2 separate regions of the Homo sapiens genome follow, and region 2 is linked to region 1. The links are chromatin contacts, found by Hi-C in ENCODE. All regions are on one chromosome and are shown on one strand. Each heading gives the region's core, a stretch centred on a gene start or an enhancer-like site at or near the end of the contact. The rest is flanking DNA. Distances are from core to core; before and after follow the strand shown. Region 1 holds the start of ATP5F1C (ATP synthase F1 subunit gamma). Region 2 holds the start of PHYH (phytanoyl-CoA 2-hydroxylase).

What was found. A loop is a pair of places that touch in the nucleus more often than their neighbours do. Pooled maps may share reads with other maps.
Region 2: a loop to region 1 is called in a map of CD8-positive, alpha-beta T cell, with 11 times the contacts of the local background. The contact joins the promoter of PHYH here to the promoter of ATP5F1C in region 1. A Hi-C loop is called at or near these places in 2 of 168 maps with a recorded cell type or tissue (CD8-positive, alpha-beta T cell and naive thymus-derived CD4-positive, alpha-beta T cell) and 6 of 50 pooled maps.

Annotation. Positions count from the first base shown.
Region 1 is chr10:7,785,432-7,791,948 of GRCh38, reverse strand. ATP5F1C (ATP synthase F1 subunit gamma) reads right to left here and starts at 3,772. Exons shown (of 10, transcript NM_001001973.3): 1 at 3,686-3,772. The coding sequence starts at 3,741. It overlaps KIN (Kin17 DNA and RNA binding protein), which reads left to right and starts at 3,956. Exons shown (of 13, transcript NM_012311.4): 1 at 3,956-4,129. The coding sequence starts at 4,016. RefSeq lists enhancers at 2,688-3,231, 3,684-4,003.
Region 2 is chr10:13,295,943-13,302,459 of GRCh38, reverse strand. PHYH (phytanoyl-CoA 2-hydroxylase) reads left to right here and starts at 2,396. Exons shown (of 9, transcript NM_006214.4): 1 at 2,396-2,492; 2 at 4,215-4,273. The coding sequence starts at 2,418. LOC124902377 (a long non-coding RNA gene) reads right to left here and starts at 2,271. Exons shown (of 2, transcript XR_007062056.1): 1 at 2,054-2,271; 2 at 1-406. RefSeq lists enhancers at 48-337, 194-694, 2,070-2,209, 2,786-3,406 and a silencer at 2,390-2,809.

The DNA of each region.
Region 1 (6,517 bases), core at 2,523-5,022:
GGACAAACACAGAATGTTTTGGTTTCCTTAAGTACTCCAAGTCAGAGGTATGAAGAGGTAGCATCTTTTGTGATAATGCTACGCATTTGCCCTAATTTCATGTGTTTTAAAGCACTCTCATGTTTAGCTTTCATTTAATTCTGAAGACGTCTATGTTACTACTTTAATTGTTAGGTACAATTTGAGTAAGAACAGTGATGAGCTAATTGAACTCTCTTTAGGGATAGCTTCCTTTATTAAATATAAAAGTTTTGCAAATGAGGAGATAAAGCTCTGAATCATTGCACGTCCTGAGATCCTCGGGAGACTAAGAAACACAGTGGAGGGAGAATCAAATGGACCGTGGATTACCACTATCTACCATGATTCCACAGCGCTGTTATAACAGCTGACGAAGGCAGTGGAGGAGGGAGTCAGGAATGACACCCTTCCAAGAAACTATTGTTTGAGAGATTTTTAAGGAGTATATTAAGATACATAAAAACTTAAAAAGCAAGCAATATTGGCTAATTCTCAACGAAAATTATGAAGTGACTCTAATTCTGATATTAAGCGTGTAAAAGTCCATTACCTGCCACCAGCAAAAACTGACTCCTTCACACTTACCTAACCCACACCCATGACTGCATCATCTTTTTTTTTTTGTTTTTGAGATGGAGTCTCACTGTGTCGCCAGGCTGAAATGCAGTGGCACGATCTCAGCTCACTGCAACCTCCGCCTCCCGGGTTCAAGCAATTCTCCTGCCTCAGCCTCCCGAGTAGCTGGGACTACAGGTGCGTACCACCACGTCTGGGTAATTTTTGTATTTTTAGTACAGACAGGGTTTCACCATGTTGGCCAGTATGGTCTTGATCTCCTGACCTTGTGATCCGCCCGCCTCGGCCTCTCAAAATGCTGGGATTACAGACGTGAGCCACTGCGCCTAGCCCGACTGCATCTTCTTTTCCTCTTTTCGCAAGTCCAAGCAATCTTCTTACATTACATTTGATGTAGAAACTGTACTTAAAAACTCTTCATTTCTCTACTGATATACAGCATTTGGATCCCTATCAGCATTTCCCCCATTGTCCTACATGCTTTGCAAATACTCTAATCCTCACACTAACCCACTGAATTGTGCACTTTTATTGCATATATTTGACAGATGAGGAACTGGTGGGACAGACACTGAGTAACCTGCCCAAGGTCACAGAGCTGCTAAGTGGCAATCAGAATTCAATCCCTGCCGTCTGAATGCAGCCCTTCAGGGCTGGCTACAGAGTCTCTCTCTTCATACAGTACTACACTCTGCTGCCTCACATTTTTTACATTTATTAGTAAATATCTGCCCTCATGGTCTCAGATGACAATTTGTCTTTTCTCTCCTGAAATGCCATCTCCTTATCGGTATCTGTAGTTTATGACTACTGACACGTTATTAAAAAACAGTTCCATTTTAGAGACTACTGAACTCTAAGAAATAGAAATGTTTTTCCCAAATTTGAAGACAGTAAAATCCGGGATTCTTTCTCTCAAATTTTTAATTTCCATTTTCTTATATGCTGCTTTAAAAAAAAGGTTTAATTTTCAAAACGTTAGAGTATTTTGCCGATACCCTAACAACTATTAAAATAACCACTGTGAATTTAAGTAAGCCTAATGTTTTTATGTTAGCATGGTAGCCTCTCTGAAAACAAAAACTAAAATAACAAATTGTACTTTAAAAAACTTCCAGTAATCAAGACAGAAGCATGGAAATATGCCTCTTCATGGTTCGTTAAGACAAAGGTCTTTTCTTCCCCTTCCAAATTAATTCTGTGGAGTGGTTTTAATTTCTGAATTCAAAAGGCAATTATAATTCATGGAAAGAGAAATGGCAGAAGAGGAAGGAAAGACATTAAGCACCAGCAGTGAAGGAATACATGAAAAGAAGAAGACAGAATATGCTTTCATAGTGGAACACTGTTGATTGATGATTTATAAAACCAATATTCCAAAGGGATTAAGGTCAGGATTAGGACCTTTATATGCTGATTGTGGTTCCGATTTAAGCTCCTAACAGTAGTTGTCTTGAACTGAGAGCTCTTATTTAAAACAATCCTTCACTAAAAGAGCTTCAAATTATCTTACAGGTGCTTTAAAAAAAGATATTTCTAAAATTTTTTGTAAAATATTGTCTTTGTTTCAGAAACTATTTCCACTTTTTTAAAGATCAACTTAGAAACTAAGGTTGTAAAAATACTGACAGATAACATTAATGCGTGGCAAGAAGGTAAGGCCAGGAGAGCTGATGTTCGCAGAGCACCACTGCATGCCAGGCACTGTCCCAGGAAACTGACTGAGACCTTATCTATTTGCTCACCATCACATTTGGGCACTTTCCAAGTACCACCGGGTGGAGTGGAAGCACTCAGCTAATGTCTGCTGAGTGGTTAACAAGTGGGACAATCTATACAACTGAGAATTCAACTACAGTGACCTTTTAATTCCCATGAATGTTCTTTTTCCATATTAGAGAAAAAAAAATCTGACTTCCAAGGCCAAGCCACCAAAAATTTTATGTGGCTAATTCACATCAGATATCATTCTGAAAATCTCGTATATTACTATCAGTTATTTGCTTAATGAAAAACCTATTTATTTCAACTAATGCTTTATGGTCCCTTCATATAAATTAGGATACGAAAATCTAGTTTAGCACTGTAGCGCCTTAGAAATCCTCCACACTGTTAAGAGCAGGGAATTGCTACGACACAGCCTAGAATCCCCTTAGCAGCGTGTCTGGAATTCTTCCAGATTCCGTCAAGCTTCAAAACTGAACAGCACCACCCACAAACCAACTTTTACCTGCCCATTCCCGGGCCTTCTAATATGCACTTCCCCCAGCCCAGGTCCCCCTACCCGGAACTAATGTTTAAAATTCTCGAGGCTCGTGGCACCCTTTAGTTGCATGTCAGTTAACAAATGCCACTTAAAAGCCCACCGAACTCCTCCCCCAGGACCTGGGGGCAATTTCATGACCTTGCAGGGTTACGGTTTCAGCAAGTGGTTTCAAGGTAGTGCTAGGTGTCCTTCCCTTCCCCGCCCTCAGACAGATCTGTACGGTCCCTTCTGCACCAAAACCACCCTCAGAGGCATCTAGGATGTTCGCCTTTGCTGTTGCAGCACCCAGCAAAGCGTCTGCAACACGGGAGGTGCTCGACGGCCGCGCTCTCTGACTCGATCGAATCTTAAAGGGTCACTCTGTCCAGCACTACAGGGTTTCAAAGGGCGTCAAGGACAAAAAGCACGACTTAACCTTCCCCTGGGCTATTGCTCAGGCTCCCGTCACCTTGCAGGCCCTGAGACTGGGGGCCTGGCTTGCAGTGGAAGTGGAAGCTCAGGAAGTGCTGATTAGCTGAGGGAACTCAAGACCGCCCAGACGTCAATTTGGACTCAGGCCGCAGTCCCGAGGTCCCAGGTGGCCCTCCGACCTCAGGGAACCGGGCGGGACCTTGCTCCGCCGGAGCCCGGCCCTGCGCACACCTTGCCCGACCTCAGAGCCGCTTCCTGCAGCCCCCGCTACCCGGCGCCTCCGACGGGCCAGGGGCCCAGCTAGGCCCTGCGACCCCACATCTGCCCCCGCGCCCATCTCCTCCTCCCTGCCCCGTGCCCAAGCTCTTCCATCCCTTGCGGTCCTGCCGATCTTCCCGCAAGCTGCCATACCATTGCGGCTGCAAGGTCCAGGCCGACAGCCCAGCGACACCCGCGCGAGAGAACATGGTAGCCACAGCCCTGCTGAAGGTCGGTCAGGCAGGCCTCAGCGCGCATGCGCCGAAGCTCCCCAGCGCGCCCCTCCCACCTTGCTCTCTTCTTCAGTCTCGTTTCTTCGCGCTACGGCGAGGGGAGTCTCGCGACCGTTGCAACCCAGTCTTCCCAGGCCCCACCTCCTTCCGCCTCTCAGCTGGGATTTGTCCCGCCCACCGCCGCCAGCCCGGTTCCGTTTCCGGCTGGCTGAGTACTGGGGTCCAGAAAGTGATCGCTGCCGTGGTCGCCATGGGGAAGTCGGATTTTCTTACTCCCAAGGCTATCGCCAACAGGATCAAGTCCAAGGGGCTGCAGAAGCTACGCTGGTATTGCCAGATGTGCCAGAAGCAGTGCCGGGACGAGGTGAGTGGGCCCGGAGTGGCCCCGTCTTCCCAGGAGGGCCCCTGGCAATCCAGGATCAGGTCCTGGACGCGGGGCTGAGGGCGCGGGGCTGGGGCTCCCGGGGTCCGGGTCGTGAGGCTTCTGAGGTCTGCAGTGGGCGAGTCAACTACTCAGCGCACGAGAGCCGTCCCTCCCCGCAGCCCCCGGGCCCAGCGGGCAGCCTGTGTTCTGCGACCCCTCATTCCTCCCCAGTCCGATCCCCACCACCAAAGAAATGAAATCAGAAAAGGTTTTGCACCCCTCACAGGGGCGGGGATACTGCAATACTAGACGCCCGGGCAATGCCAGTAACAGTCATCAGCTCTTACTTGACTTGACTCTTAAGAGAAACAGGGTGGTTAGGATTCACTCCTCTTTTGGGATCAGGTGAAAAAGGAGAGCTAAGCTCTTCCACACTACTCATCTAGCAAGCATTTATTGAGCACCTACACTGTACCGGGCACAGAATAATATTGTGGTTAAAATTATGGATTTATCTGGTTTATGGATATATCAGACTGTCAAAATTTAAAGTCAAGCAGGGCCACTTACCAACCGTGTGGTCTTGGGCAAGTTATTTACTTATATTCCCCTTTACTTATCTGTAAAGAGGGAATAATAATTTCACCTACTTGTAGGATTGTCGCTGAGTTTTAAATGAGTGAAGTATATATAGAGTGGCTCAAGGAGTCTGGGCAGATCTCGAAAAGCCTTATATGGCTACACTATGGAATTTACACTTTTCCCCATTAAAGAGGTGGTTGATTGAATGCTGTGCAGGCTAGTGATGTGATCATATTTTTCTCCGGAGATTGGACTGGATTGGGTAAGGGTGGAAGAACACTGAGGCAATTGGAATAATCTAATCCAGTGTTTCTGCAAGTGAAGGAAGAGGTATTTTAGGTAGGACTCATACTAATATTGATACAGTTACTCTCTTTAGTTCTATTAAGGAATACCTGTATATGCATTATCTAATGTCTTAGTCTGCTTGGACTGCCATATAAAGTGCAGTAGACTGGGTGGTTTAAATGACAGAAATTTATTTCTCACAGTTCTGGAGGCTGGGAAGTTCAAGATCAAGGTGCTGGCATGGTCAGATTCTAGTGAGGGTCCTCTTCTTGGTTTGCGAAACTGCCTCTATCCTCACAAAGCAGATAGAGCAAGCTCTAATAGAAACTTCTCTTCCTCTTTTTTTTTTTGAGATACGGTCCCACCCTGTTCATCATGCAGGCTCTACCCTTGTGACCTCATCTAAATCCAGTCATCTCCAAAGGCCCACCTTTTAATTCCATTCCCTTGGGGGTTAGGGTTCAATATATGAACTTTGAGGGGACGCAGACATGCAGTCTGTAACACCCAGACTTAACACTTTAAGTAATTTTGCCGTATTTACTTTTTAAAAAATATTTTAAGGTAAATACCAATATCAGGATATTTCACCTTTAAATACTTAAATAGGCATCTCTAAAATTTCAGGATACTTTTCTATATAACCATAGTATATGTCATCAACATAACACAATTAATAGAAGTTCCTCTTTATCATCTAATACACATTCACACTTCCTCAGTTGTCCTCCAACTGCTCCTTGAAATCAAGATTCGATCAAAAGCAATAGACTGTTATAGGTTTGGTTATTAGGACCTCCGCTCCCCTCTCCAGTCTCCCTCATCATCAACATCCTGCAACGAGGTGTTATATTTGTTACCATGGATGAAACTACATTGACACATCAGTATCATCCAGAATCCATAGTTTACATTAGGGTTCACTCTTGGTGTTGTACATCCTATGGGTTTTGACAAATGCATAATGATACGTATTCACCATTATAAAATCTCACAAAATAGTTTAACTGCCCAAAAAGTCCTCTGTGCTCTGAGTTATTAGGACTTTTAGTTTTCTCCAAATTTAATTTTCTCTATATTCTGAATTTAGAATATAACCCATTTTCCCTCCACCCCTTTTTCTTTTTTTTTTTTTTCTAGACAGAGTCTCACCTGTCTCACAGGCTGGAGTGCAGTGATGCGATCTCAGCTCACTGCAACCTTTGCCTCCCGGGTTCAAGTGATTCTCATGCCTCAGCCTCCCAAGTAGCTGTCCCAGCTACTTTACAGGCTGGGATTACAGGTGCCTGGCACCACACCTGGCTAATGTTTGTATTTTTGGTAGAGGCGAAGTTTTGCCACGTTGGCCAGGCTGGTCTCAAACTCCCGACCTCAGGTAATTCACCTGCCTCGGCCTCCCAAGGTGCTGGGATTACAGGTGTGAACCACTGCGCCCAGCCGTCTTTTTCTTGACATTGACTTGTTGAAGAGAGGAGGCCAGGCTGTTGTCCTGTAGCATCCCATATATGTTGACTTGTT
Region 2 (6,517 bases), core at 1,147-3,646, 5.5 Mb before region 1:
GGCAGAAAGAGGCCGACCCTCCACCTGCACCCGCCCCAGGCCCTGCGCTTGCGTTCAAACCGTGACAAACCGTAGAGTCCTTGAGAGCCCCGGGTTACTCCTACATGGTCATATTCCCGCGCGGGATGCCGAAGTGGGGCAGATGAGGTCCGGAGCTGCTGAGGGATCCCGGGTCCTTCTGTTGGTCTGAGACCCTGGGGCGGGCGGAATCCCGGAGAAAGCCGGAGGGACTCCCCAGTGGAAGCCTGGGAGCTGCCGTTCTCCTCCCTGCCTGTGCAAACAGGAAGGGGCTGGTGATGCTGGCTGCGGGCCTCCCTCCTGGACTGCGACATTGTCACCAAATTCTATAAAGACGTCATGCAGGAAGTGATAACGTGTGCTGCGACGTTCTGGAAGTAACTCGAAGCTAAAAAAGAACAAAAAATCAATGAAAAAATGAAACTAAAGAAACAATGAGATGCTATGTCAATATCCGTAGTTATGGAATGGAAAATAAATCTTACAAAGAGATGCTGGAGTTATCTAAGAAATTTACACCATACTGGCCTGTGTGCATCAGACTTTTCTGGAGGTCATTTATTTTATTCACTTTTTTTTTTTTTATGACCAACCGAACTTTCTAATATTTTGGGCTGGAGTCCCACTAAATGAAATACCCCTTTTGAATGGCACATATGACTTTTAGGGATGCATCTTAGCATTTTTATTTTTTTATTTTTATTTTCAAAACTTCATTGATGTTTTGGAGTTTTGTTTGTTTTTTGTTTTTGTGTTTTTTGGACATGGCCTCACTCTGTCGCCCAGGCTGGAGTGCAGAGGCACGATCTGGGCTCACTGCAACTTCAAACTCCCGGGCTCAGGTGATCCTCCTGCAGCAGGACGAGCCGCAGACAAAACTCAGACACCGGATTAAAGAAGGGCTGTATTAGGCCGGGAACTTCGGCAGACTTGCAACCGAGGTCCCTGAAAAAGAAATTCTTGGCCCTTTTAAGGGCTTGTAACTCTAAGGGTCTACGTGAAAGTTTAGTGAGAGATCGAGCAAGCGTGGGGAACATGACTGGGGGCTACAGGCAACAGCTAACAGAACAGAAAGTTTTGCAATGCTTCCTCATACAATGTCTGGAATTTTTATTTATTTAATTTATTGATTTATTTTTTATTTTTTTTGAGACGGAGTCTTGCTCTGTCGCCCAGGCTGGAGTGCGGTGGCGCCATCTCGCTCACTGCAAGGTCCGCCTCCTGGGTTTACACCGTTCTCCTGCCTCAGCCTCCTGAGTAGCTGGGACTACAGGCGCCCGCCACGACGCCCGGCTAATTTTTTTGTAGATCAGGTGTTCTCACTATGTTACCCAGGCTGCTTTCGATCTATAGCGATCCTGAGCTCAAGCGATCCTCCTGCCTCGGCCTCCCAAAGTGTTGGAGTTACGGGCGTGAGCCACCGCACCCGGCTAAAAACCTGTTTGTTTGTTTGTTTGTTTGTTTAGAGACGGAGTCTTGCCCTGTCACCCAGGCTGGAATGCAGTGGCGCCATCTCGCTGACTGCATCCTCCGCCTCCCGGTTGCAAGTGATTCTCTTGCCTCAGCCTCCCCAGTAGCTGGGATTACAGGCGTGCGCCACAACACTCAGCTAATTTTTGTATCTTTAGTAGAGACGGGTTTTCACCAAGTTGGCCAGGCTGGTCTCGAACTCCTGACCCCGTGATCCGCCTGCCTTGGCCTCCCAAAGTGCTGGGATTACAGGCGTGAGCCACCGCGCCCGGCAAACTTTTTGTTTAAATCGGAGATTTTATTCTTTCAGCTGTCAGTGGAAGGAGCAGTCACGTAGGGTTAAACAGATGGAAGCCATGACGTTAGGAGAGTGAGTGAGGTCCCAGCCCAGCCACTTGTCACTGTGTGACCTCGGCCTGGTCACTGGGCCCCCGAGCTTCGGTGCGGCAGGGAGGGTCCTGGTGATGGAACAGAAACAGGGTGCGGGGCAGGGGTAATGACTCACGCCTGTAGTCCCAGCACTTTGGGAGGTCGAGACGGGAGGCGGGGGGAGTTTGAGACCCACCTGGGCAACGTAGCGAGACCCCATCTCTACAAAAAATAAAAATTAGCCCAAGAGTTCAAGGCTGCAGTGAGCTATGATCGCGCACTGCACTCCAGCCTGGGCGACAGAGCAAGATCTTGTTTCTTTTTAAAAAGAAAGAAAATAAAGGACGGAAGGATCATGGTGTGGGGAGGACTTCAGCCCCGGGCGGTTGCCCGGCGCGCGGACTCTAGCGGACTAGGGCTCCCCAGCAGCCCGGCCCGCGAGCTGGCACCGCCCGGAATCCCGCTTACGTCCAGTCCGGGGCGGCGCCTGGAGGCGGAGCCGCCCGCTGGGCTAAATGGGGCAGAGGCCGGGAGGGGTGGGGGTTCCCCGCGCCGCAGCCATGGAGCAGCTTCGCGCCGCCGCCCGTCTGCAGATTGTTCTGGGCCACCTCGGCCGCCCCTCGGCCGGGGCTGTCGTATCCTTTGGGCTGCGCGGGGCTCGGGCTGGATCCGGCGCCGGCGCCGCCGCCTGAGTGGTGGCCCTGGTCCGGGTGGAGGCCTCGGGGTCGCACGCTTCGCAGCCCCAGCGCCTCCTCGCTCAGCGCCGCGTCCCCGCCTGGGTCGCGTCTCTTCCAGGAGCCGGGGAGCGGGGAAGAGGCTGCGTCCCCCGAGGACACGCGCGGCCGCCCTGGGGTCGGGGCAATTGCCGCGTTGCCCTGCCCTCCGGGATCCCTGGGGGCCTCTGCTCCTCTCTTTGTGGAGACGTCGTTTCACCGGCGGCGCGTGACCCCGGCAGCTGTCCAGAGACCCAGAGATGTCCAATCACAGGCGCACGGTGCACAGGCGCGCAGGGCTGCCTGGAACCGGCCCAGGCAGGCAGTGACCGGGACCTCTCCGGAGGGGAGAGGACGGTGCCCTCCCGGGCAGGAGCTGGCCAGGCAGGCGCTGCCCAGGGCGGCCTCCCTGCTGGACTACGGCATTGCCACTGAGTTATATAAAGACACTATTTGGGGAAGGACAGCGGGTGAGGACTGGCGCGGCGGCACACGCCTTGCCTGTTGTCTCGGCTCTTCTGGGGGCCAAGGCCAGGAGTCCAGGGTTACAGTGAGCCGTGATGGCCAGTGCGTTCCAAAAGAGAGAAACAGAGAGAAAGAAAGGATAACATGTTAATTGATGAGAGTGACATTCCGAAAGTAACCGATTAAGCTAAAGAAACAATGCAATTCTATGTCAACTCTCTGCAGTTACCGGATAGAAAGGAGATCTTTAAAAGGAATTTCTAGGGTTTTGCTTTTTTGGTTTTTTTTTTTTTTTGAAACAGGGCCTCACTCTGTCACCCAGGCTGGAGTGCAGTAGTGGTACGATCTCGGCTCACTCCTGGGCTCAAGAGATCCTTCCACCTCAGCCTCCTAAGTAGTTGGGACTACAGGGTTGCGCCACGATGCCAGGCGAATTTATGTTGTTGTTGTTATTGTTGTTATTATTATTATTATTATTATTATTATTATTATTATTATTATTTTTGAGACGGAGTCTTGCTCTGTGGTCAGGCTGGAGTGCAGTGCCGCACTCTGCAATGTCGGCCCACTGCAACCTCCGCCTCCCAGGTTCAAGCCATTCCCCTGCCTCAGCCTCCCAAGTGTAATTTGTATTATTATTATTAGTAGTAGTAGTAGTAGCAGTAGTAGTAGTAGTAGTAGTAGTAGTAGTAGTAGTAGTAGTAGTGGTGGTAGTTTTTTTTCTGAGATGGAGTCTCTCTCTGTTGCCCAGGCTGGAATGCAGTGGCCTGATCTCAGCTCACTGCAATCTCCACCTCCCAGGTTCAAGCAATTCTCCTGTCTTAGCCTCTCCAGTAGCTGGGATTACAAATGAACGCCACCACGCCTGGCTAATTTTTGTATTTTTAGTAGAGATGGGGTTTCACCATATTGGTCAGGCTGGTCTCGAAATCCCGACCTCAGGTGATCCATCCGCCTCGGCCTCCCAAAGTGCTAGGATTACAAACGTGAGCCACCGCCCCCGGCCTAATTTGTATTTTTAGTAGAGATGGGGTTTCACCATGTTGGCCAGGCTGGTCTCGAACTCCTGAGCTCAAGTAATCCTCCTGCCTCAGCCTCCCAAAGTGCTGGAATTACAGGCATGAGCCACCGTGCCTGGCCTTCTATATTTTACTTTATTTGCCTTAATTCACATCCTAGGTAGCTCATCCCACTTCAGGGACTATTTCCTCTGCCAGTTTCCATCCTCAACAATTCCAGTAAGTAGTTTGAGTTTTGATTTTGAAATATATTATGTATATAAAAGTTTCTTGAGTGGTAATGAAGATATACCACATAATATGTTACCTGATTAGAATTTTATTATACAAATCCTCTGTTTCCAGGACTTATTCTAATTAGTGCACTTGTGGAAAATTTTGGAGACCGACTAATTTTCTGTATGTATTTTAAGATTCAGAAAGAAGGAAAAATACCAGAAAATACATAATCCGACATTTATTTATTTATTTTTAATAGAGACGGGCCCTTCCTATGTTGCCCAGGCTGGTGTTGAACTCCTGGGCTAAAGCAATCCTCCTGCCTTGGCCTCCCAAAGTGCTGGGATTGCAGCCTGAGCCATCACACCAGCCTTATAATCTGACTTTTAAAAATTCAGTTAAACATCTCATTTAAATTAACTTGTGGCCGGGCACCGTGGCTCATGCCTGTAATCCCAGCACTTTGGGAGGCCAAGGCAGGTGGATCACTTGAGGTCAGGAGTTCGAGACCAGCCTGGCCAACATCTCTACAAACCCCACCTCTACAAAATGAAAAAATACAAAAATTAGCTGGGCATGGTGGTGTGCACCTATAATCCCAGCTACTCAGGAGGCTGAAGTGGGAGAATCGCTTGAACCTTGGAAGTCAAGGTTGCAGTGAGCTGAGATCACGCCACTGAACTCCAGCCTGGGTGATAGAGCCAGACTCCATCTCAAAAAACAAAACAAAACAAAACAAATTAGCTTGTATTTGGTTATATGGACATATTAGCTAGCATCTTTGGTTTATCTTAAATCACCTTTAAAGGGGAAGATCTTGACCTTCCTAAATATTCTCATACAACCACAATTCCGATCTTAAGGAATAGGTTGGGTGATTTGAGTTTATGGGTATGCTGTACATTTATTTGGATTTTGTTACTTTACCTTCTTGGAATGCATCAACTGGACAGTTAAAAATATACAATTTATTGAATTTGTTTCCCATCTGAAAAATCATATGTATTCATTACAGAAACATCAGAGAAATAGAAGGAATTTTAAAAAATCATCCCTAATTCCATTTCTAAAGGCAATCACTGTTAAAAATTGCTTTGGTGTATTTCTTTGCAGGCTTTTCTTTTTTTCATATAGTGTCTTGGTTTTACATAATTGTAATAATATTTTATTATAATAAGCATTGTCCATACTATTTTTTATTTTATTATATTTTATTATATTTTATTTTATTTTGAGACCGAGTCTGGCTCTGTCGCCCAGGCTGGAGTGCAGTGGTGCCATCTTGCTTCACTGCAAGCTCCGCCTCCCGGGTTCACGCCATTCTCCTGCCTCAGCCTCTCCAGTAGCTGGACTACAGGCGCCAGACACCATGCCGGGCTAATTTTTTGCATTTTTAGTAGAGGCGGGTTTCACCGTGTTAGCCAGGATGGTCCCGATCTGACCTCGTGATCCGCCCACCTCAGCCTCCCAAAGCTAGGATTACAGGCATGAGCCACTGTGCCCGCCATCCATACTATTATATGGCCTTAATTTTTAATGTCTGAGTCATATTCCACTGAGTGAACATAGTGTCACTAGTTAATTTTTCTTCCACTAATGCACTTTTTTTTTTTTTTTTTTTTCTGAGATGGAGCCTTGCTCTGTCACCCAGGCTGGAGTGCACTGGTGCAATCCTGGCTCACTGCAATCTCCACCCCCACAGGTTCTAGCGATTCTCCTGCCTCATCCTCTTGAGTAGCTGGGATTACAGGCACGCTAATTTTTGTATTTTTAGTAGAGATGGGGTTTCATCATGTGAGTCAGGCTGGTCTCGAACTCCCGACCTCAGGTGATCCACCTGCCTCAGCCTCCCAAAAAGCTGGGATTACAGGCATGAGCCACTGTGCCCGGCCCACTAATGCACTTGTTTTGGTGACATAAAGCGTAAGTTTTCAGATTATTTCCTTGGTCTTAGAAATGCTGAATTGAAGAGCATGAACGTTTCCTAGGTTCTTGTTTTTGTCTTTGTTTTTGTTTTTTGAGACGGAGTCTGGCTCTGTCGCCCAGGCTGGAGTGCAGTGCCATGATCAGAGCTCACTGCAACCTCCGCCTCCCAAGTTCAAGCGATTTTCCTGCCTCAACCTCCCGGGTAGCTGGGATTACAGGTGCCCACTACCATGCCTGGCTAAACTTTGTGTTTTCAGTAAACATGGGGTTTCACCATGTTGGTCAGGTTCGTCTCAGACTCCTGACCTCAGGCGATCC